Regions from separate parts of the Mus musculus genome. Here regions 2 and 3 are each linked to region 1. The links are chromatin loops, found by intact Hi-C in ENCODE. Cell type or tissue: left cerebral cortex. All regions are shown on one strand.

The links. Hi-C counts contacts between places; a loop is a spot of excess contacts. Peaks named below come from ENCODE experiments on the same cell type or tissue, not always from the same donor. Only the 100,000 strongest peaks of a DNase experiment are listed, where the experiment ranks them.
Region 2: a loop joins it to region 1, with 4 times the contacts of the local background. A loop is called at or near these places in 3 of 42 quality-filtered maps.
Region 3: a loop joins it to region 1, with 10 times the contacts of the local background. A loop is called at or near these places in 3 of 42 quality-filtered maps.

The regions. Positions count from the first base shown.
Region 1 is chr9:24,207,652-24,215,651 of GRCm38, forward strand. The region is part of intron 3 of Npsr1 (neuropeptide S receptor 1); the gene reads left to right. Among named protein-coding and RNA genes, the nearest start is that of Npsr1, 110 kb to the left of the region's middle. In left cerebral cortex, no CTCF peak of the experiment used is centred here; a DNase peak (open chromatin) is centred at 4,186; H3K27ac peaks cover 1,812 bases.
Region 2 is chr9:23,491,807-23,499,806 of GRCm38, forward strand. No RefSeq gene overlaps it. Among named protein-coding and RNA genes, the nearest start is that of Gm39311, 85 kb to the right of the region's middle. In left cerebral cortex, no CTCF peak of the experiment used is centred here; DNase peaks (open chromatin) are centred at 3,800, 5,054 and 6,049; H3K27ac peaks cover 4,466 bases.
Region 3 is chr9:24,278,110-24,286,109 of GRCm38, forward strand. All of the region lies in intron 4 of Npsr1 (neuropeptide S receptor 1), which reads left to right. Among named protein-coding and RNA genes, the nearest start is that of Npsr1, 180 kb to the left of the region's middle. In left cerebral cortex, a CTCF peak has its summit at 3,026 (motif pointing left); DNase peaks (open chromatin) are centred at 4,211, 5,125, 6,178 and 6,794; H3K27ac peaks cover 3,096 bases.

The DNA of each region.
Region 1 (8,000 bases):
TTGAAGACCAGCCTTAGTCTGTGGTGATCTGATAGAATGCAAGGGATTATTTCAATCTTCTAGCTGTTGAGGCCTGTTTTGTGTTTAATTATGTGGTTAATTTTGCAGAAAGTACCATGAGGTACTGAGAAGAAGGTATATTCTTTTGCTTTATTTGTTTTTTGTTGTTGTTGTTGTTATTGGTGGTGGTGGTGGTGGGTTTTTTTTTTTTTTGGGGGGGGGGATGGGTTCGAGACAGGGTTTCTCTGTATAACTCTGGCTGTCCTGGAACTCACTTTGTAGACCAGGCTGGCCTTGAACTCAGAAATCTGCCTGCCTCTGCCTCCCAAGTGCTGGGATTAAAGGCATGTGCCACCACGCCTAGCTTATTTTGCTTTAGTGTGAAATGTTCTATAGATATCTGTTAAATCCATTTGGTTTAAAACTTCTGTTAGTTTCCTCATGTCTCTGTTTAGTTTCTGTTTCCATGATCTGTACATCAGTGAGAGTGGGATGCTAACATCTCCCACTATTATTGTGTGAGAATCAATGTGTATTTTGAGCTTTAGTAACATTTCTTTTACAAATGATGGTGCCCTTGAATTTGTGGCATAGATGTTCTGAATTGTGAGTTCATCCTGGTGGATTTTTCCTTTCATGGATATGAAGTGACCTTCCCCATCTTTTTTGATAACTTTTGGCTGAAACTCTATTTTATGGGGTATTAGAATGGGTACTGCAGCTTGTTTCTTGGGGCTACTTGCTTGAAATATTTTCCCAGCCTTTTAGTCTGAGGAAATGATTGTTCATTCCAGTTATTTTTGATGTTAGTAATGGTATTATGCTTGTGTGCTTCTTTTCTTTTGGGTTTCTTGTGAGATGATTAATTTCTTGGTTTTTCTTGGGTATAGTTTCCCCCTTGTGTTAGAGTTTTCCTTCTATTATCTTCTGTAGAGCTGGGTTAGTAGAAAGATACTGTTTAAATTTTGTTATGTCATGAGATACCTTGGTTTCTTCATCTATGGTGATTGAGAGTATTGCTGAGCATAGTAGTCTGGCCTGCCATTTATGTTCTCTTAGGGTCTGCATGCCATCTGACCAAGATGTCCTGACTTTTAGAGTCTAATAGGTCTGCATTTATATGTTATTTGGCCTTTTTTCCTTGTCACTTTTAATATTCCTTCATTGTTCTGTGTATTTAGTGTTTTGATTATTATGTAATGGGAGGAATTTCTTTTCTGGTCCAATCTATTTGACATTCCTTAGACTCTTGTATGTTTATGATCATCTCTTTCTTTAGGTTAGGGAAGTTTTCTTCTATGGTTTTGTTGAAGATGTTTCCTGGCCCTTGCATTGGGAATTTTCAATCTCTTCTATTCCTATTATTATTACATTTGGTCTTTCCATTGTGTCCTGAATCTCCTTGATGTTTTTCTTTAGGAACCTTGTGCACTTTGTATTTCCTTTGACTTTTATATTATCATATTTTATGGTATCTTCCATGCCTGAGATTCTCTCTTTTTTCTCTTGTATTCTGTTGGTAACTCCTGATCTCTTTCTTATGTTTTCCATCTCCAGGGTTGTCAACCTTTGTGATTTCTTTATTGTTTCTATTTCCATTTTTTTAGATCCTGGACAGTTTTGTTCAATTTCTTCACCTGTTTGATTTTGGTTTCCTATATTTCTTTAAGGGAGTTATTTATGTCCTCCTTAAGGTCCTCTATCATCTTCATGACGTCGGATTTTAGGTCAGAATCTTGCTCTTCAGGTGTATTAGGTACCCAAGGCTTGCTGTGGTGGGAGAACCGGGTTCTGATGGTGCCAAGTGGAATTGGTTGCTGTTGCTTAGTTATTGCACTTGCCTTTCACCACCTGGTTATCTCAGGTATTAACTGGCCTTGCTGTCTCTGACTGGGTCCTGTCCCTCCTGTGATCCTCGTTATAACAGACCTTCTGTCAGTCAATCTGTCTCTGGGTATGGGTGTGGGTGTGAGCACCTGATCTGCTTTGGAGCGCAGTTGTTAACCAAAGGATTATGTATCTCTGGCAGGTTAATGCTGATAGGGCCCCACCTCTGCTGGACCCAATGGTGGCCCCAGTTAGGCCAGGTAATAAAAGGGTGGTGTATTATCTGTAAGCCTGTAGGTGATGGATCTCCTAGAAGTCAAGCTGTCTCAGTGTGGAAGGGTGTCAAGAGCACCAACTCTGCCTCAGGCTGAGTTGTGGGTGGGCTGGAGATTGTGTTTTTATATTTATTTTTCTAGAAAGTATCTTTATCTTTCATCCATTTGTTACTTATGATTCTGATGTTTTATTTCCATATATATGTAAAAATTTTTATTTTTCTATTTTCATTGGTTTATAGATGTATTCTGATATGGTTAGAGAAAAACATTTTGTATGATTTTAATTATGAATATATATTGAGATTGTTCTTTGACCTCACATACTATTGAAGACTGTTCCATGTGCTCATAGAGAGAGTGTATGTGTTGTTGTTGAGTGGGCTGTGACATAGATGTCTGCTATTCCAGTTGATCAGAATAGTATTGCTTGTGGTTGTAGATTTTATGACGATATCTGTGCTACTGACATGCACATTTCTGGAGGTAGAAAATGAAGTTTGCAGTTGTCACTATAGAAATATTTTTGCACTTAATCCTTTTAATCTACTTTTTATATTTTGGAGCTCTGCTCCTTAATTTCTTAGGTACATACTTATTATAGCTTCTTTATGAATGACCATTTTATTATTATAGCTTCTTTATGAGTGAACATTTTACTATTATAGAATATCCACAATTAATTCTTATGATATTTGTATTAAAGTCCTTTTTTTGTTTGTTTTTTTCAAGACAGGGTTTCTCTGTGTAGACCTGGCTGTCCTGGAACTCACTCTGTAGACCAGGCTGGCTTTGAACTCTGAAACTCACCTGCCTCTGCCTCCCAAGTGCTGGGATTAAAGGCGTGCACCATCACACCCAGCTTAAAGTCTATTTTATCTGATATTAGTGCCATATGTCTTTTAACCATTATCTATGCAATTATTTTTTTCTGTCTCTTCTGTCTAGTTTAATGTCCACTCAACACAAATTAGAGTCTTTTGGGGAGAGGGATTCTATTGATAAAATGCCTCCATAAGATGAGCCTGTAGACAGACCTCTAGGAAACATTCTAAACTAGTGACTGATGTGGATGGTCCGGCCAGTTGTGGGTAGTGTCACCCCTGAGCTGGTCCTGGCTGCAGTAAGAAAGCAAGTTGTTCAAGCTGTGAGGAGCAATCAAGTAAATAACATTCATTCATGGCCTCTACATCAGTTCCTGCCTCCAAGTTCCTGTCCTTTTTGAGTTACTAGCTGTGATATACATCACTATCCTGTAAGCTAAAATAAACCATTTCTTCTACAGGTTACTTTTGGTCATCGTGTTTTGTCACTGCTATGGAAAGCCTAACTAAAACATTGCCCTTTGACTTCACACCTATTTTTGTATTTTTAATCTAAACTAACTCTCCTTTAAGAGGCATATAATTGAATACTGACTTCTCCATACCACCATCCTCTCCCTTTAAAGTGGAATAACAAGGAGAAAGAGGAAGAGGAAAAAGGAGAAGGAACAAAAAGAACAAGAACAAGAACCAGAACAAGAACAGGCTCTATCCCGCCGAAGACAGAAGAGAGGAAGATCACTAGCAAACACACAGGAATGATGGGCTTGAAAATGTGGAGAAACAACCTTCAGCGAGTGGCAGAAAGAGTAGGCTGCTTGAAATATGGCTAGCTCCAGGGGTGCCACATGTGCTAGGTGAAATGTGGCCAGATCAGAAGTGCAACGCCATTGGCTGCAGAGATTCTATTCTGGTTGAAATGTGACATGATGAGCTTCAGTGACAAAGCTGAGTTTCACTGAAGTGAATAGTATAACCTCCCTGCTATCACTGTGAAGCTTGAAGACTGTGGAACACAGTACCATACAGGCAAGCAATAGCATGGCTGTATAAGACAGGAGCTATAAGGCAGTCTCATAGGTAAATAGAACTGTTTTCAGACAGACTATTAAAACACAGGCAAAAAAAAAAAAAAAGGAGCCTGGATCTGAGTTAAAAGAGAACACCCCACAGCAAAGGTAAACACAGCCCTCCCACAACCCACCTCCACAGAACCAGGAACATTGAGGGAAGCAGCCTGGAAGCATGACTATTCAGGACAGAGAAGAGAAAGCTGCAGCTGGCAAGTGGGCGCAAAATACTAAGAGAGGCATCCCTTGTTCAGAATAGGGAAGCACCTACCAAAAGATACATCTGACACAAACATTTTTCTCAGTAGGAGGGGCATCCTGTCTAAGTTATTTGTGTTGTTGATGAATAGCCATCTTCCTACTTGCTCACACAGCTATATGAAATATAATGTGGGGAGCAGGGCAAACCACATCCCTCCCAGCTAGGAAGAAATGCTGATAGATGTTATGAATTTGACTTCATTTTCTTATATTCTCTTTGCTCTAAAATGTATTTTATGAATTCTTTGAGAATTTCTTACAATGTATATTTATCACATTCACTCCTCTCTACTCCTCCCCTTTCCAAACTCTCAACCATCCATCCTTTCCAACTTTGAGATTATTCTTCTCCTTCTGTTCCTAACTAGTCCAGTTTGTGTTGCCCAGATGGTCTTGGGATTGGAGGTGCCCTGGAATGTAGTTAACCTACCATGGGTCACATAATTAAAAAATAGAAATAGATAAATAGATAGATGGATAGATAGATAGATGGATAGATGGATGGATGGATAGAAAGAAAGAAAGAAAGAAAGAAAGAAAGAAAGAAAGAAAGAAAGAAAGAAAAACTGAACCCCCAGAAGCTATCTAATGCTAGTAACTCCTTAGCCAGTAGTGGTTTTAGTGTCCTCCTCTACTTCTCTTTGTTGAGATTTTGTCTGGATGGAGTAACCCAAATTCAATGCAAGCTGCCAAAATCACTTGGAGTTAATATACATGCATCTGCCCTGCTTGTAAATCATGGTTTATTTGATGTTATCCATAACCACTGTCTCTTACAGTCTTCCCACGCCTCCTCTTTACACCTTTGTATTTCCAATGTTTAGTTGTCCTGATACAGCCAATGCCTTGCCTTGAGATGCCTTGGTGACTACTATCTGTTCCTTTTTGCACTTACTCTCTACTTTGTCTGCTATTTATCATATTGCTAAGGAGTATGCTTTATCCTGTTTCTACTTTACTCTTTTTCCCTACTTACTCTTAGTTTCAAACTTTTTAAATATTTGTAATAATTTAATATTTTTCATAAAATAGTTTTAGAAGCTCTAAAAGTCTATAAATTATATTTTTGAGCAGTTTCCTGGCCCTCCTTTCTTGAATCATATCAGGGGCTATAATAGAAGTACAAAAGTATTTTGCTGAATGCTACAGGGCAGACCTGTTGTTTAGTCATTGTTTCTATCAGTGCCCACCTTCAATAGAGATAAGTTTCCATGAAAATTCACAAAAAATAAAGTCATGAGAATAAGGAAATGAAAACACCAGAGTATACATCCATTCCAACCCTTATCAGACTGCCGTGAATAACATGGAAACAGAGAGAAGGCTACCATGGCAGCTCCACAAGGTCTCAAATCTCTTCAAACCAGGAAAAAAGCAAAGAGGACAAACTAGCTGAAATGAATCAAAAAGAATCTAGAATTCTACTTTTCAAAGGAATGATGCATATGTAGAGGGCTAGAGAAGAGGAATGAAGGATGAAAATTAAGATGACGTCATAACCAGCCAAGAGGATGTAAAGCTTGACAATGCAAAGGAAAGACCCAAACTGAAGGAATAACTTAGCAAGGAAACCGAGACTCTGAAAAGGGAAAAAACAAAAATGTTGGAAATAAGGCAACTAAACAATCAAAAATGGAGTTGAGCCAGGCAGTGGTGGCGCATGCCTTTAATCCCAGCACTTGGGAGGCAGAGACAGGGAGATTTCTGAGTTCAAGGCCAGCCTGGTCTGCAGAGTGAGTTCCAGGACAGCCAGGGAGGGCTATACGTAGACACCCTGTCTCGGAAAAAAATAAATGGAGTTGACAGACAGACAGTATCAAAGAGAAAAAAGAGCATTTGAGATGGGAAACAAAATGGAAAAAAATACTCCACTGAGACTGCAGTAAAAAGAAACAACACATAAACATGTTCACACCACACACTCAACCAAAACCACAGAACAAAAGCAACAATGAAAACTAAAGGTGCAGAGAATACAGTTTGTTAAGTGGGTAGTGTCTGATGTCCCCCTGCCACAGGTAAACCATTCCATCTGGAAACTTGATGAGAAGTTGAAACAAAATCATACAACTTTGAGAACAGGGTCCACATTTACCCCCTCGGTTTTACAAACCACACATCTTTGAGAATAATGTCCATATTTCTTCGTCCATGCACCAGTAGTGCCACGCTTCTGTGACACCAATGATCTAGTGAGAGGGTGATGAGTGGCAATTTGGAGTGCTATAACAATCTCTTACAACAATGTGGCTGGCAGTGTCAACTTCTCCCTATGCTTTGCCTAGTTATCAGTGTTTCACTGTCTCTCATAGACCAGGCTTGCTGTTATTCATTTGTTCATTTGTTTACTTCTTTCTCCCAGCTTTTTAGTTTCTAGAAGAATAGAGCCCTGGAGTTTCCTGTTGTGCTACTTTCGGTAAATTCACTACTATGTTTTGTGAACTTCAAAAAATAGTTTAATTAATATTTTAATTAATTCTAAGAAATGTATTTTGAGGATATTCATGTCCCTCTCCCAACCCCTCCCATATTTGGCCAATCTGCCCCTCTTGTTTGTAACCCCTGAAATTTGAGTTATCTCCCTCTGCCCTGTCAAATCCACTTTTGTTGGCTAGCTACTCTTGGGAGTGGGACCTGTCCTGTAGCATGGTAGATATACCAGAGATTATAGCATTAAAGTAAATCGACTCTCCCTCTCCCAGCATCCATCAAATGCTAACAGTTTATCCATGCCCACCTCCCCTCATCTCCATCCCTGGATGCTGAAGGTTATGTCTAGCTGGACCTTATATAGGCTGTGCACATGTTATACTCACTGTGAGTTTACATGTGTACCTGGAAAACAGTGTTTCCTTTATGTTATCTACCACCTCTGACTCTTAATATCTCTCCTTTTCTTCTTCCCCAAAGATTCCTGAATTTTAGAAAAACCAATCTGATATGTTCGTTCTATTTGAGGCTGCATTATCTTTTAGTTTTATTTTATTTTATGTATGCTTGTTAATCAGTTGAAGGTGTATGTATTAATTGCTAGATAGTTACTCTATAAAGAAACTTCTTTGATGAGAGTTAAGAGGTGAGCTGATCCATTTATATAGCAATAAGTCATTAGGAATCATTCTAATGTTATGCCCATCTGGTGAAATAATGGTATTGGATTCTCCTGTAGGGTCTAATTCTATTTAGCCACAGGTTCTTGAATATGTTACCAGTTCCAGGTATGGATTCTAGCTCATGGAGTTGGCTAGATCCAATCAGAAAGTGGTTGGTTAATCTAATAACATTTGTGTCACTCTTGTGCCAAGGGCTCAGTCACAATCTTGTCGGGCCAGTAGTTATTGTAGATTGCTGGGCCAGTAGTTATTGTAGATTGCTGAGTCTATAGTTGGGTGAAAGTGGTAATTACTTTGTCCCATCTCTGGTAACCCTGAAAACTAGCCAGTACAGATGAATGAGTCCCAGGTGTGTACCACTTTGATTTCCCTATATTCACCACCTATATGTGGTGTCTTCCATTATGGAGTCTTCTTCAGTTGCATGATTTTGCACTTTTTTCAATTCTTTGATAATGCAAGCATGTAGAGATTATAAATAGCCTCAAAGATCATTTGGTCTCAACTCAGTAGTGTTAATGGGTTACTTTTATTACCACCTCATTTTGATTCCATTCTTATCTCTTTTGCTATATTTGATCAATTTTGGTTTGTTTGTTTGTTTGTTTGTTTGTTTTATAAATCTAAGAT
Region 2 (8,000 bases), 720 kb before region 1:
ACAGTTCCTTTATTAAGTTGATTATTTGAAATATTTTATTATGGTCACAATAAGCTAGTGATATTTAAAATGTATTTGCCATTCTAAGGCAAGATGGCCTACTTTGCAGATTGATGCTTCACTGTTTTAGCTACTGCTAGTGTTCTATGGCAGGGGTCCTGAGAAGTAATTTTCCAGCCCCATAGAAAAGAGAGCCTTGAGTTTCTGTCTAGACCTGCATAGGAGGGAGCCAGTCCTATGTGTCTTCCTGCACTTTGCTGAGTTCATGACTACAGGAGGACCTAGTTCCTCACCACCATCCCTCTAGCATAAATAATGACATTTGAAAAACAAAGTAAAGTGAAACACAAATACACACAAGACTCCTTTAGGAGTCCTTTGGATAGAGTTTTATCTTTCATTTGACCTTTTGTTGGAGACACAGAAATTCATGAACATAAAAACATAGCTCAAGCTGCTTGTCAAATTGCAGACTGGAAACCTCGGCTTACTACAAATTGATCTAATTACGTGCTATTAAAATTGGTACCCCAGGGTGAGTTCTTATCCTTTGCACGAAAGATGACATTGCAGATTTCTGTGTACAATGCAGGCAAGTCAAATGCTTTTATGGGTGAATTTTCCAAATGGGGATAGCAAAGTGCCAGGGACAGCGTGCTTGAAACATGGAGATGTGTAATTGCTAGGGATTGTAGTTTTCATTTCAGCAGATTAAAGAGAAATAAAAAGAAGCCATGTCCTTCATCTGCAGTGCCTGGACAGTCCAGACTCAGCCTAGGACTGAGTGGGGAACCATAGGAGGGACTGTGAAAGCTCAGAGGACCATGGTGCTTAGTCTCCCTGCCTTCTCTCCCAACAGCATCTCAGCTCTGTTTGCCTTCTTCTTTGAAAGCTCATTAGGGATTTTAACAAATCAGAAAGGCTTCCAGCAGATAATGCCGTTCTGTAAGGTAGCCATGCTGCCCTACCACGAGCTTTCATATCGGCATGTCTCTGCTCAGTTGTGAGAACACCAAAGCCACCAGTTAGAAAGCAGTGAGGAGAGAGAAACACCTCCACCATGAAGCAGAGAGTACTGATTGCTCTTCCACCACTACTCAATTATCTCCCCCCTTTGCACTGCAGGATATAGATACAGTATAGGTTGCTTTCTGTACACAGGTGAGGTCAAGTGAAATACAAGGCCAGAGCCCGGGGTTGGGCAATGGAAAAAGAAGGCAAGGCTAAAAGTTTTGGAGAGGAGACAGAGAGACAAAGAAAGGGAAGAAGGACAGGAAAAAATGGAGGAAGAAGAGGAACTGGACCCACGTGGCCTGAAGTAGCCACAGGAAGTTATGGATATCATAGAAAAGCGATAGAATAATATAGGGCACATTTGTCCAATCTAGGTGGGCAGATGTATCAATATCAATTGAGTTTTAAGTTCTTTGTGTGAGTATTTTATGGGTTGAGAATTTACTGTTATAAATCTGACTGATAAATTACAAGCCTCTAGAGTCTTAATTATAAGGGGCCAGTGGTTTAGAGCTAGCTACAGGGTCTAGCAAGGGGCAGATGGCATGGGAAGATACAAGCAGATCATTGTCAGCAAACCGAGGGAAACGGGGCAGACCATCTCTTGGGGACATACATGGGGGTGTTGCCAGTGAGTAGCAGGTGTTAGTGTGGATTGTTTCTATTATTAATTATTACATGCTACAGGAAGGAGTCATCTGTGAAGGGAATACTGGGAGATGGAGATGCTGTCTTGGTGATGGAGCAAGGGAAAGTGGGATCCTAACCATGTGCCAATGCAGGGAGCTTTGAAGACAAGTAGCCAGATCTGTTACATACATTGTTTCTGAATTCCAGGCTCAGGTCTATTTGATGGCCTCTTTCCACCTCCCTTTTAATTCATTGTGTTTATTTATTTGTTTTATTTTTGCCTTATCTTGCTGATGTTGGAAATCTTACATAGAATCCCATATATGTGGTAGGCAAGCACTGTACCACTGAGCCATACATAAGCCCTTCACTTGGGCATTTATGACCATAAGCTGAACTCTTGATATTCTGGGACTTTGAGTTTCCTTTTGGAAGAAAATCTAGGAAACAGTGTAAAGACCCCAAGAAGAGTGAAATGGAAAGAGAAACATACTATCTGAAGAAGTATGACAGAGAGTGGGCCTGGAGAGTCCTCACTCTTTGAAGAGCTGGGCTGATAGTATTATTCACCAAGCTTTCACTCTTCAAATCACCTCTGAGGAACTAGCTTCCTAGATCTGACAGGGTTTTACAAGTATGTGAGTGGCTAAAAAGTGTCATGAAAGGATCTTGTAGAGTAACCACAAAGCCCTCATATAGGGGACAAGAAATAGAAGTTGTGGAGACCAGATACTGCCAGCCCGTACCCATGGCAGTCAGTTGCCACAGCAACTATTGGAATAGGACTTGTGGAGAAGATATGAAAGATAGCAATATCTAAGAGTCATCTTTGTGCTTTATCATCATCCCATGTTAGAGTTATGCATAATTTACCTGGAATCTAGTTTTTAAGATATCTATGATGGTTAATCTCAAATGTCAACATGATAGGATTTAGATTCATATAGAAACAAACCTCTGAACATATATGTGAGGAACTATCTCAATTAAATTGAGGTGGAAAGTCCCACTTTAAAGGTAGGTGGTGCCATTCTATGGACTGAGATTCCTAAAACGTAAAGGAGAAAGCATACTAACATTCCCATTCTATGACCAGTCACCTCCTGCTCCTGGTAACATACCTTCCCAACTGTGACAGCCTGGATACCCTGAGAACTGTAAGCTTAAATACGTTGGTACCTTCCTCCCTTTCAGCTATGAACATTTATATCTGTTCCAAAAATCATTCGTATTAAAACAATATTCCCTAAAGCATGCAAACACAAATACCATTATATGGAAAGCATGAGTTATATTTATACATTTAGGAATATACATGTATAAATATTTATGTACTTCAAATAGTAACTAAAGAAAAAGAGACCATAAAATTGAGAGTGAGAGCAATGGGGGTACATGAGGGATCTGCTGGAACTGAATGGGAAAAGGTAAATGGTGCAATGGAAATGATATAAATAAGAACAAAACCCTTTATGCTCAGGGACTGGAACGATGGTTCTAGTGGCAAATAGCACTGTGTCTGCTCTTCCAGAGGACCTGGGTGTGATTATCATCACCCACAGCTCACAACTGTCCCTGACTCCAGTTCTAGGGGATCTTCTGGCCTTTGTGTGCCTCAGTCTTCCATGTGGTACACAGATCTAGAAATGCTGGCAAAACAGTCACATGGATAAAAAAATAAATCTTTTATTAATAAAACCACAATTTAATAAAGATGTTAAGCCTTTAGATAGTAAGTAGATCATGAGAGATTGCCCCCATGAATTGCTTAGTGACTTCTGGAGAGATTAAAGGACTAAATTTGTCCCTCACCCCTTCTACTGTGTGAACATACATCATCTGTCCCCTTAGGAGGATGTGGAATTTCAAGCATCAACCTTGAAGCACATGTTATGTGCTTACCATAAAACAGCAAACTATAGCAGATCTATTCATTTGTTTTTGTCTCTCCTTTCTCCAACTAAATGTTATTTCATGACAGCAGAGATTTTGTTTTATTACATGACATTCCTCCAGTACTCAGAATAGCATCTGACTCACAGCAGATAAAAACTGCCCAGGGAGGATCCTGCACAGGCAATGGAGGCACACTAATCCAGTTGGACAGCCTTTAGTATCTTCAAAGAACAGATACCAGCGAAGAAGTGGAGGGTTCCAGAGCTGGCATGTGTCCTAAAAGATGTCACGCTTCGGGTCTTGTTCTCTGTCCTTCAGATACTTTAAGTGCTTAGGCAATGATGGCTTCATGGCCAAGAAGGTGCCAGTTGCTGCTAGCTCAAGTCTGAGGTATCCTGGCACAAAGCCCCAAGTCATCTTGTTCTCCAAGATTCTGACCGTTAGAGCCATAATGCAAATGAAGGCCTTCTGGAGCACGCCCTCATGTAGTTTTTCTTAGTACATATGTAGTTTCTCCTTTGGGGACAGCATGCATGCTTTTCTATGAGTATAATAAATTTTTCTAAAATAGAAGACAGAGGTAAAATTCAGCACTGATTTTAGACTTCTGATTTTTTGGACCGAGTCACATTTTAGGAAAAGGAAAGGCAAAAAGGCCTTGGCATTGGGTTTCAGAGGAAATTATAGAACAATATGAAAACTAGGTATGGACAATGACATGCAAAAATCAAGGTCCTGCTCTATTAAGAGAGGATAAAATAACAACTGACAGTCAAATCTGGTCAACTGCTTGTTTTTATAAATAGTGTTTCATTGGCACACAGCCTGCTTATTATTTAGAAATTGTCTGAGGTTAATTCCATGCTCTAAGGACAGAGCTGAGTAGGTGTGATAGGACAGTGTGATCCATAAGGCCTAAAATGCTCACTGCTTGGAAATCTACAGATAAAGTTTGCTGACCAATGATATAGAAGGAAAGCTGTGTATTGGGAACCCAACTAACCTAGATTCTAGTTTCTGCTCTGTAGCTTAAGCTGTATCTATATGAGCAACTGGTCGACCTTCAAAGAGCTATGTTTTGTTTTGTTGTTTTGTTTTGTTTTTGTTTTTAACTTTTCATACAAGGTATGATCTGGGTTTATTTACTCAGATGGATGTTGACTTGGATGTCTGTAACCTAAAAGAAGACTCACAAATTTGTTGAACAACAGTAACTGAAAATAAGACACTGAATTTTAGTAGGAATATGTTCAGTGTCTGTGAATCAAAGGGATACAGAGGCAACCAGATGAAGTAAACCATGAGGAAACCCTGAAGGCCTGCTGTTCCTTGCTGTTCATTCCAAGAATGGCTCTTAATGCGTGTCTTACTTACTTTCCTCATTCCTTTGACAAAATATCTGACAAAGGGAATTTAAGAAAAAGGGTTATTTTGATTCACTGTTTGAGGATGTAGAAGCAATGGCTGCAAGAATAAGAGGCAGATGGTCATATTAGAGCTGCAGTCAAGAAGCAGAGAGAGATGAATACTTGTGCTACACTCAGTTTCTTCTTTATCCCGCCCGCCCAAAAAGAAGTAGACTCACAATTCCTTGTTACAACCTATCTCTCTGTTATAGAGTTTGTAATTTGCATACTGGGAAACCAGACAAAGACACACTATCTCAGAGAGAATGGTCTTCTACCAGTAGGCCTCTGTGTTGTGTGTGAATAGGAAGGAGGGAGGCCGAGGTATTGATCCCTTAGGCTGCACAGCACATTTTTCTGAGACCCTTGGACTTTGCTTAGGCAAAATCCCACAACTGCTTTCTGCTTTTTAATGCAGTCATAGATCTTAGCCCATGGGATGGTACTGCACACAGTTTGTCTGGGTTTTCTTACCTCGGTCTAGAAACACTCTCATCATATCCATGTCTCCTAGGTAATTCTAAATCCCGTCAAATTGACAGTTAATATTAGGTTTCACAGTGTGTTTCCTATACCTGGGGTGGAGGATAGACTTTAAATAACTCCAAACCATACAAATGAAGGGAGAAAGGTATCCAAGTAGGGGGGGAGAGGAAGACTCTACATGATGATGCCACGTGTTCTTTGCTTCTGTTGTTATTGTTCAGCCCTGCTTTTCCCTTTTCTAGATGGGAAACCCAACTGATGCATTTTTATTTTTCCGTTTGGGTTTGATGGTTTCTACCTGCACTCCTGTCTACTTCTGGCTAACTCCACCAGCCTCCAGCAGCTTAAGCTAAGAGCCCAAGACTGGCAGTCACAGAGAAGCAGCTTTATGCTCCAAGTTCATTATTAACACCTAATATGACCTTGAAAAAGTTGCTTAATCTTTCTGAACCTCGGTTTCATGGGCTGTAAAATGAAGAGAATCCATCCTCATTAAATCACTGTGAAAATGCTAATGAGATTGGATAACTCCTTCCAGCACCCATCCCCCTGCTTGCCCTTTGCAAAAGCGGTGGAACAACTTACAAATTAGATGCTTTGAAGTCAGAGGCAGCCTCTGTTGTCATTTCCAAGAGATGAATCCTGGCAGGCTGTGTGCCTGGTTTTTTTAAAGCTTTGCTGACATTTATATATAGAAAATATGGAGGCGTTTATCATCCACTTCTTTTAGAACAAGCTCCCACAGGTCTGAGGCTCTTTAAAACAGAAACATATTTAAATGTATATAAAGATCATAGAAGGATAAAAATCTTCATGCGAACTCAGGGGGTAAGTCTATGGGATTTGGAGAGGGCATGGCTCAGAATCTGGCATGTTATAGCTTTCTTCTTGCATGTCCTAGGAATACTCTGTGACAGAGGATTGCAGAGTTATCAGGAGTTTGTTTCTATTGGTATAGGTTTAAAATGCCAGGTAGGAGAACATAACATTCTTTTTTATTTGCCAAAGAACCTTTTTCTCCTCAAAATTTGTGACCTAGAAAGGTCATACAGAATATTAGCCTTCTCCGGGCCCTGATCATTCTCACCCGAATGTTTGTTCTTATACCTTCCAGATAAGCGAAATGTAGGCTAGTTTGGTGGGGTAAGCTGGAAGCACCTGTGACCTGTGATAGCAAAGCTGGGAATCAAGTCCATCTGAGTCAGGCCATTCTTCCAGCCACCTTGAGGTCCCAGCCATATGAGACAACGAGAAATAGACAGTCCCCTGAGTTCAAGCCTCCTGATTGCTTCGTGGGACAAGCAGCCCAGGTAGACAAAATTATTTGGTAACAATTTTAAAAGCTCACAAAAATCTGTAATTGTTCCAAAAAAAGAGTATTTTTTTTCAAACTAGATTTTAAAAGAAGATAAGAGAATGCAGAATGTCACAAGAGGGCCTGAGGTAGCTAACTGGTAAATCTTATAACCACATGGAAGTATTATACCATGGGATATGGAAATGCTGCTGCTGGACAGGACAAATGCTCCCTTCCCCAAGCATCAAGACTCGACTCTGCCTTCTTCCCTGCCCTTTCCAATCAGAGAAGAAGAGTGGATATCTTATGGTATAGCAACCATCCTAAGGCCTTCTGAGTTGTTTTCTAGCTGAGAGATTCAGTATGAGATGTGTAGCCACAAGTTGAGAACTTTTGCTCTATCAGTTTCAAAGTTTCTGGTCTTAGATTAAAAATTTTAATAAATCTGGGCTGAATTTTGCTCTAATTTAATTCATATGGCCATGTGTACTATTTGACACAAGCTAAGGTCATTTAGGAAAACAGAATCTCAATTGAGAAAATGCCACTGTCAGATTGGCCTGTTAGAAAGTCTGGAAAGGTATTTATACCAGTACCCTGCTATTTTTATTACTATGACTCTGTAGTATAATTTGAAACCAGCTATGGTGATATCTCCAGGTTCTTTTTGCTCAGAATTGGTTTGACTACCTGGAGCCTTTTGCATGTGAAATCCCCCAAACACTATTTCAGTGAAGAACAACAGGAAAATGCAAAAATCAAAGAAACAATGTTAGTTTATGAAAAAAAAAAAAAAAAAGAAAAGTTCGTGAACCCATAGCCTAACTGACTAATATGAAGAGATTCAAACTCACAAATTTAGAGACGAAAATGAAGACATCACAGCAGATATCAATGTAGTTTGGAAAATCTTTAGCAAACACCTTCAAAACCAATTATGTGGAAAAATCTAAAAGAAATGAATGAGTTCCTAGGTTCATAAGTTAAATCAAAATTAAATAACATAACCAGATTTAAAACCAGTAGTAGCATTAAATGTAATAAAAATATTCTTCAAAGTAGCCACTGATAAGTTCTATAAGACCTTTAAAGAGAACCTAACATACTAATGCTTCTGAAACTACTCTACAAAATAGAGAGGGGAGGAATTCCTCAACACTCTCTTTAAAAAGTCAGCATTACTCTGAAGACAGAGCCAAATAAAGATATGCTAAAAAAGAAAATTACAGATCAATTTTCCCAATGAACATAAATCTAAATATTCTCAATTA
Region 3 (8,000 bases), 70 kb after region 1:
CTGAAGGGGTCTGCAACCCTATAGATGGAACAAAAATATGAACTAACCAGTACCCCCTGGAGCTCATGTCTCTAGCTGCATATGTAGCAGAAGATGGCCTAGACGGCCATGATTGGTAAGAAAGGCCCCTTGGTCTTGCAAACTTTATATGCTCCAGTACAAGGGAATACCAGGGCCAAAAAGTGGGAGTGGGTGGGTAGGGTAGCAGGGGGTGGTATATAGGGGACTTTCAGGATAGCATTTGAAATGTAAATGAAGAAAATACCTAATAAAAATTGGAAAAAGAAAAAAAAGAATTAAAAAAAAAAAGAAGACACTGTCAATAAGACAAAAAGCCACCAACAGACTGGGAAAGGATCCTTACCAATCCTATATCAGATAGGGGACTAATATCCAATATATACAAAGAACTCAAGAAGATGGACTTCAGAAAATCAAATAACCCTATTTAAAAATGGAGTACTGAGCTAAACAAAGAATTCTCACCTGAGGAATACCGAATGGCAGAGAAGCACCTGAAAAAATGTTCAACATCCTTAATCATCAGGGAAATGCAAGTCAAAACAACCCTGAGATTCCACCTCACACCACTCAGAAGGGCTAAAATCAAAAATTCAGGTGACAGCAGACACTGGCGAGGATGTAGAGAAAGAGGAATACTCCTCCATTGTTGGTGGAATTGCAAACTTGTACAACCACTCTGGAAGTCAGTTTGGTAGTTCCTCAGAAAATTGGACATAGTACTAACAGAAGATCCAGCAATACCTCTCCTGGGCATATACCCAGAATATTTTTCAACTGATAATAAGGACACATGCTCCACTATGTTCATAGCAGCCTTATTTATAATAGCCAGAAGCTGGAAAGAATCCAGATGTCCCTCAACAGAAGGATGGATACAGAAAATGTGGTACATTTACACAATGGAGTACTACTCAGCTACTAAAAACAATGAATTTATGAAATCCTTAGGCAAATGGATGGACCTGGAGGATATCATCCTGAGTGAGGTAACCCAATCACAAAAGAACACACATGATATGCACTCACTGAGAAGTGGATATTAGCCCAGAAACATAGAATACCCAAGATACAATTTGCAAAACACATGAAACTCAAGAAGGAAGACCGAAGTGTGGATACTTCATTCCTTCTTAGAATGGCGAACAAAATACCCATGGAAGGAGTTGAAGAAACAAAGTTCAGAGCAAAACCTGAAGGAAAGACCATCCAGAGACTGCTCCACTTGGGGATCCACCCTATAAACAACCACCAAACCCAGTCACTAGGAAGATGCCAAGAAGAGCCTGCCTGATATAGCTGTCTCCTGGGAGGCTCTGCCAGTGCCTTGCAAATGCAGAAGTGAAAGATCACAGTCATCCATTGGATGGAGCACAAGGTCTCCAATGAAGGAGCCAGAGAAAAACCCAGGTAGCTGAAGGGGACTGAAGCCCTATAGGAGGAACATCAATATGAACTAACCAGTACCCCCAGAGCTCCTTGAAACTATACCACCAATCAAAAAAAACACATGGTGGAACTTGTGGCTCTAGCTATATTTGTAGCAGAGGATGATGGCCTAGTAGGTCATCAATGGGAGGAGAGGCCCTTGGTCCTGTGAAGGTTCTAAGCTCCAGTATAGGGGAAGGCCAGAACCAGCAATGGGAGTGGGTGGGTTGGGGAACAGGGGGAGGGTGGGAGGGGATAGGGGATTTTCAGAGGGAAAACTAAGAAAGGGGATAACATTTGAAATGTAAATAAAAAAAATCTAATAAAAAAGAAAAAAAATAAAGTTGAGTGCAGAAAAAAAAAAAGAAGTGGAATTTATTTCAAGGACACAAAAAGAGTTCAGTACTTACACTTTACAAAACAACTCAGCACATATATCTTAATGTTTGGAATGGCAGATTCCGGTATTGTTCTTTTTCTGCAGGATTGTTCTGGCATATGGTATCTTTTGTAGTTACATACAAATATGAATTTTAGGATAGATTTTTCTATTTCTGTGAGTAATGACATAGGGGTTTTAATTGGAATTGCAGTTAATCTTAGACCAAGATTACAGTGCTAGGCATGAATCCCCTTCTGTGAATCAGGCATCAATTCCCATAAGAAAGTAACTAATTATCTTCATAAATCTTGTGCCACTATTGCACCAGTCAGTATTGTTTAGGATCCAATCCTGGGTACAACCACTCATGTGTTTTCTTTCCTTATCTACCCTATAGTATCTTTCAACACTATAAAAGATAGCATGAAAAAACTTTCCTGTCCAGTTTCTTGCTCTTCAAACAAAGTGATATAAGTTCTGGATCACCTGTATTAAATGGATAATTTAATCTGAATTTTTTTGTTGTGATTATTACGCTGACTTTGCTGGGTTTGAAATAGCTAGCATATATTTCAACCTCATTCCTGTGGCCAGTTAGTGTTGATTTGTGACTCAGGTAGCTGAGGCAATTTCAGTTCAGCTTAGGGAAAGTCACAAGGACTGACCTGCTCTGCAGGTACTTTGTCTGGGTCAGTAGAGTGGAGCATGAACTGCAGGGTTAGAGAGGTGTGGCTCTGACCTGAGCAGCAACTGCTCCAGGCAGTGCTTAGTCATGGGGCTGGCAGGCACAGATACTGGGAAAATGGCTTCTGACTGGGGGAGCTGGCAAAGGCTCCACAAGGTTCCTGAAACTCAGTGGTTTGGTTACGAGTGGGCATGGGAGGTGACCTCTATCTTTAGGGATGAACAGGTAATCAACACATATCCTGATATAGAGGAGTAAGTTGCTTTCAAGGGAGTAGATGCAATGATTTCCTATGGGGAAAGTGGGTATTCCATACAGCTTGTCAAATGGTAGGCTAGGATGCCAGAATGAGAGGCTAAAATGGTGGCTCTGCACTCAAGACCATACACTGTTCTTCTCGGGGACCTAGGTTTGATTCCCAATACCCACATGGCAGTTAACAACTGTTTGTAACTGCAGTCCCAGAATGTATCATCCCCTCTTCTGGCCTCTGCAGGCATTGCATGCACATGGTACACAGACATACATGTAGGCAAAATACCTGTGCCCATAAAATAAAAATAAATAACTCTCTTATTGAAATGCCATACAGAAATGAGAATTTTGCCTATGCAGTGAGCAGGGGCTCATCCAGGTCCTCAGGTGGTGATGATGGAGTGCCAGGGGCAAGATAGACAATATACCCTACCTGTTAAGAAAAAAAGGCACTTTAAGAGGGCCCTGGGATGGTGGCCATCAAAGACCAGAAGGCAGGGAGGGTGTGCTATTTCTAAGAGGAAGGGACTGAAGTTCCCACAAGAAGGACAGTGGGGCTCAATTTTCAAAGCAACAGATAAAGTCTTGCAGGGAGTAGCTTGAGATATGGCCTGGGATGGTGGCATTAATGTGTCCAAGGGAGGTGAGAGTGAGGGCTCTGCCTGGGAAGAGAACAGTGTGAGTACTGCAAAAAGGATGAGGTCAAGCAGCAAGTGAGTAAGGAGATCCTGGGAAGGGGGCATGGTTGGGATTCCAGAGGGAAGAAGAGAATGTGGTTCCAGGCAACATGAGCAGCCATAGTTTTGGGAAGGCTGTGGGGTTCCAGAGAGAGGAGAAAGAAAGAGCCCCACTGGTAGTGTGAGCAGTCGATATGATGGGATGGTCAAGACATTCAAGATGCCCACCCAGTAAGAAATCGATTCACAAATTTGAGTGTGTAGTAGTTGATATCATAAGCTGTCTAGCCATAAATAATACTCACATATAGAATATTGAATAAAAATGTTTACACGAGGATTGAAATTTGTTAATTACAACACAAATTCTATTTATTGAAAATTGTTTAAATGTCTTCACTCTCTACATAGAAAAGAATTGGTCACAGTACTTGCAGTTACCACTAAGGTGTTCTGTAAAATATTGATGCATGCACTAAAAATAAAGTACTAAAACCTAAACACCGATATTGTACCTTTAAAAATACTCAGTATGAATCACAAGCATAAATGTAATATCATAAAACCATTATGGGATAACTGGAAAGTTTAAAAGACAACAGAATAAAAGCAACCCTCTTAAAAATAGGAAAGGGTAGGTGCATCACTAAAGATGGCAAACACGCATCTCATTAGTGAATCCCAAGTTAGAACATGAAGGTCCCAGTACTCACATATTACACAACAGACAGCTTACAGAAAAGAATAAGAAACACTGGCAATGCCCAACACTGGCATATTAATAAAACCTTGGGCTCACTGGAGACAGAACTAAAAATGATACCGCTTCTTTGAAAACCAATTTGACAGGTTCTTACAAAGTTATGCATAATTTCTCTACACAGTTGGGCAATTTACGATCATAGACATTTGTGCAGTTGAGCAGACAACTTAAATCCACACAAAAACCTGCATAAAGGTGGTTTTCGTTGCTCTAGTAATCATCAAAACCTTTTGCCAACCAAGATACCCATCAGCAGTTCAATGGATTCACAAAGCATGGCAAGTCCGTGGAATATGACAATGAGTATTTTTTCTCTAATATATAAGAAAATAAGCTGTTGATGCACATGAAGAAATAAATAGTAAATCACACGGCTACACGAAAGGAGTCAATCTGGTCAGCTAAATACCACATGACTTCAACTATGTCACATTCTCAAAAGGGCAAAGCTGTGTTAGAACATAAATCAGTGGTTCCCAGGGATTTGTAAGAAGAAAGGGTGACTAGACACACACAGGGCATTGCAAGGTCAGTGATTCTCATCTTGATAAAACAGATGTTAGATAAGTGTCAGCACACTGTCCAAGCCCACAGAATGCAGCGACAAGCCTGAACCTTAATATAAACCACATAGCTTAGTTGTTGATAATGTACCAAGACTGATCAGCTAGTTTAATACCATATGAATTCAAGATATTAACACCATCAGATATGCCATGCAATGTGGGCAACAGAAAAATTCTCTGCACTATTTGTACGACTTTATAAACCCAAACTTGCTCTTAAAAAAAATCAAATGCATGGTTTTAAAGGCAGCCTAAGAATAGTAGTTTACATGAACACAATCTGGCATTTTTCTAAGTAAAATCACTTTGCTTCCAGCACTTAAATCTCACTTCCCTTTGCAGACTTTCCTTGCATGTCACATTCCCTGGGTCATGTCTGTCAGCGCTGGGGGTTGGGTAGGGGGAAGGCAGACATGTCCTCAGGCTGCCATCTGCTCTCTGAATGGCACCCCATATGCTGTTGGTGTGTAGAATCTCCATTGTTGACATTTATGAATTGACTATAATTGTACTGTTATTTCCTTCTTTGCTTGAGTTAATTATGAAGATGTTTAAATTTCTGAGTGTTTTTTTTTAATGCTACTTGTTTCAGCTTTGTCACTTGTTTGAGATATGTGAGTTGAGTAAGTCCTACTTTTTGGATTCTACTGAGAGATTTCCTTTGTTGATAATCTAGGATCTAATCAAATTTTTGTATGTTGTCTAGCTATTTTGCATTTTTGTACTAGAGAGTTCAATTTTGCCAACTTAAATTTTGTAGGCTGTTTTGCCTGTAAAGCCTTGAGCATTTTTGTTACATACATTTAGTGTTATGTTAGTTATTACATCTACATTTATCAGTATGCTACAGACATTATGTGCAGTGTCTTTTATCAGCAGAAATAAATCTTTGTCAAATGGGAAACTGCTAGCTTTGAATTTGATTGGTACCATGCAGTAATTTTAATAAAGTTCTTTAAACCTTTTTTTTAGTTGTTTGATATGCCTCTGAGCACTATTTTTAAATTCAAGTCTTATTTGGTTTATTTTTTATTTATATTCTGAACAAAATATAGTTAGATCGTAGGGAAGATTTTGTCTTAAATATTCTTTGTTTTAATGAAAGAGATTAAGCCATTTATACTTACAGTGTGAAACCTCTCTATCACTGTTCTCTTTGGAGTTTTGTTCTTTGAGGATTTGTTGCAGATACAGTTAGTAATTGTGGGAAGCTGAAAGGAGTATTCTTCCAGGACATTTGCACCCTAGCCCTGGGAATCTATGCCTGCTACACATCATATATGACAGAAAAGGAACTGGCATGTGGGACTAAGAATCTGAAGTGTGGGATTACCCTAAACTAATTTAGGGAATCCTAAAATGTAATCATAAGAGGAAAATACAGATCTGGCACACAGGCAGAAGAGGGAGGGCATTGCAGCACATAGGAAGGAATTGCACTGAAGGCCACTGCTGGCAGCTACCTGAACCTGAAGAAACTGGGAATGGACTCTCACCTAGAGTAGGCAGAAGAGGCATGATCCTGAAAATGTATTGATTTGCGCATAGTAGAATCATTTTAGACTTCTGGTCTCCAGAGCTATGAAGAGAATAAATTGAGGTTGTTGAAGCCACCAAACCTATGGCTGTTTGCCATAGGAACCAGAGAAGGCAGAGAAGTTAACTTTTCTCCACTTTAATTTTTTCTTCATTTATCTTGTTTTAAGTTATCTTTCAACTTCAGATGTATCGCTATCAAAGGCAGACAGACAACTATGTAAGACTTAACAAGACTTCTCTTTTTTTCTTCTCTCCCCTCACAGCAGGACCCAGGTTCTTCCCTGAAATGCTAAGTCATGCATCCCTAACTGTCTGGGAAGCACTTTGCATTTTGAGGCCTTCCTTGTGTGGCATAGTTATCTTGTCCCCTTTCCTCTTAACTTTGAAACAATTCTTATTCAGCTGGTGTCTCCTCTGAGGACTCTGGAGGGGGATGTGGGGTGTTATATTTCCTTCCTTCATACATATCCAAAAAAAAAGCTGTTCTGTGCATTGGCACAGAAATGAAATTTACAAAATTCTTGGATCACAATTTTTCTTTCAAAACTCTGAACGCGTTCTCTGGCATTTACTTTTTTATGGAGAAGCCTGGCAATTTGAGACGTATTTCTTTTAGATATCTTTATTTTATTTTACTGCACCTAGATGTTTCATCTCAGAAGTTAAATATTCTTTTCGGCTGTGTCTCCACATCTGTCTCTTTTTGGTTAATATTGCTTGCAGCCTGGAAAATCTGTTTTGGTGCCTCTTCTCCTGTCCCAGATTCTGAACTGACTCAATACAGAAGAGATGTCTAAGATTCAGAACTGCCCAGCACGTCCTTCTTTCCAGATCACTCACTCTTTCTCATCTTTCTCATGCCAGCTTCTTGCCATTGTGAGGGCAGCCTCAGCCATGGTTCACACAGAGAAATCTCAGTTGTCTCTAAGGAGGTAATAGCTTGACTTTTCTTTAAACCTACTACTCTCTTTCTGTTTCTACCTTGGTTACTCTTTGCACAAAGAATTTCTTTTTATGTCCCTCAGGTGTGTGTGTGTGAAGGGGTAGATGGCATCAGTCTCGGATCACTCTTTACTATCCTCTTCCAACAAGATTAATGCTGGGAAGCATGTGCGGCTGTGTTATAAAGACAAAAAAAAATGGGGGCATATGGTCCCCGATTTCTGATGACCTGGTCACGTGACTGTTTAGACTGTATGATGGTATAACCTTGGAGTCATGGTTTTTATGTTCAACACCAGGGCCCTTGTAGCACATGAGTTAGCCAACGCTGCAGTATGAGATAGGCTGTGCACTGGATGATTTTTGCCTAACTGGAAGTTAGTATAGGGTTCTCAGTATATATAAAATAAGATAATCTACAATATTCAAACAATTGGCACTAAATGCATTATCAAATGACAACATTTCAAGTAATGATAGCTTTATCCTAAATTGAAGGGCAACTATAGTGGGCTGATATTTGTCCAAACTGCAGAAAGTATGACAAAGGAACAGATTCCAAACTAATGTGATCACCAAAGAAAAAGTCAGACTCTCAGCCATACACTACCATTTTCTATGGCGTATAGATTTTATCACAGAAAGAGATATCTTATTGGCTTGTAGAAATTGCCTTCTGGTTACTCCGAAATTTTCCAATGAGATCATACTTTCTGACATATCTCAGCTAACTAGATTCCAC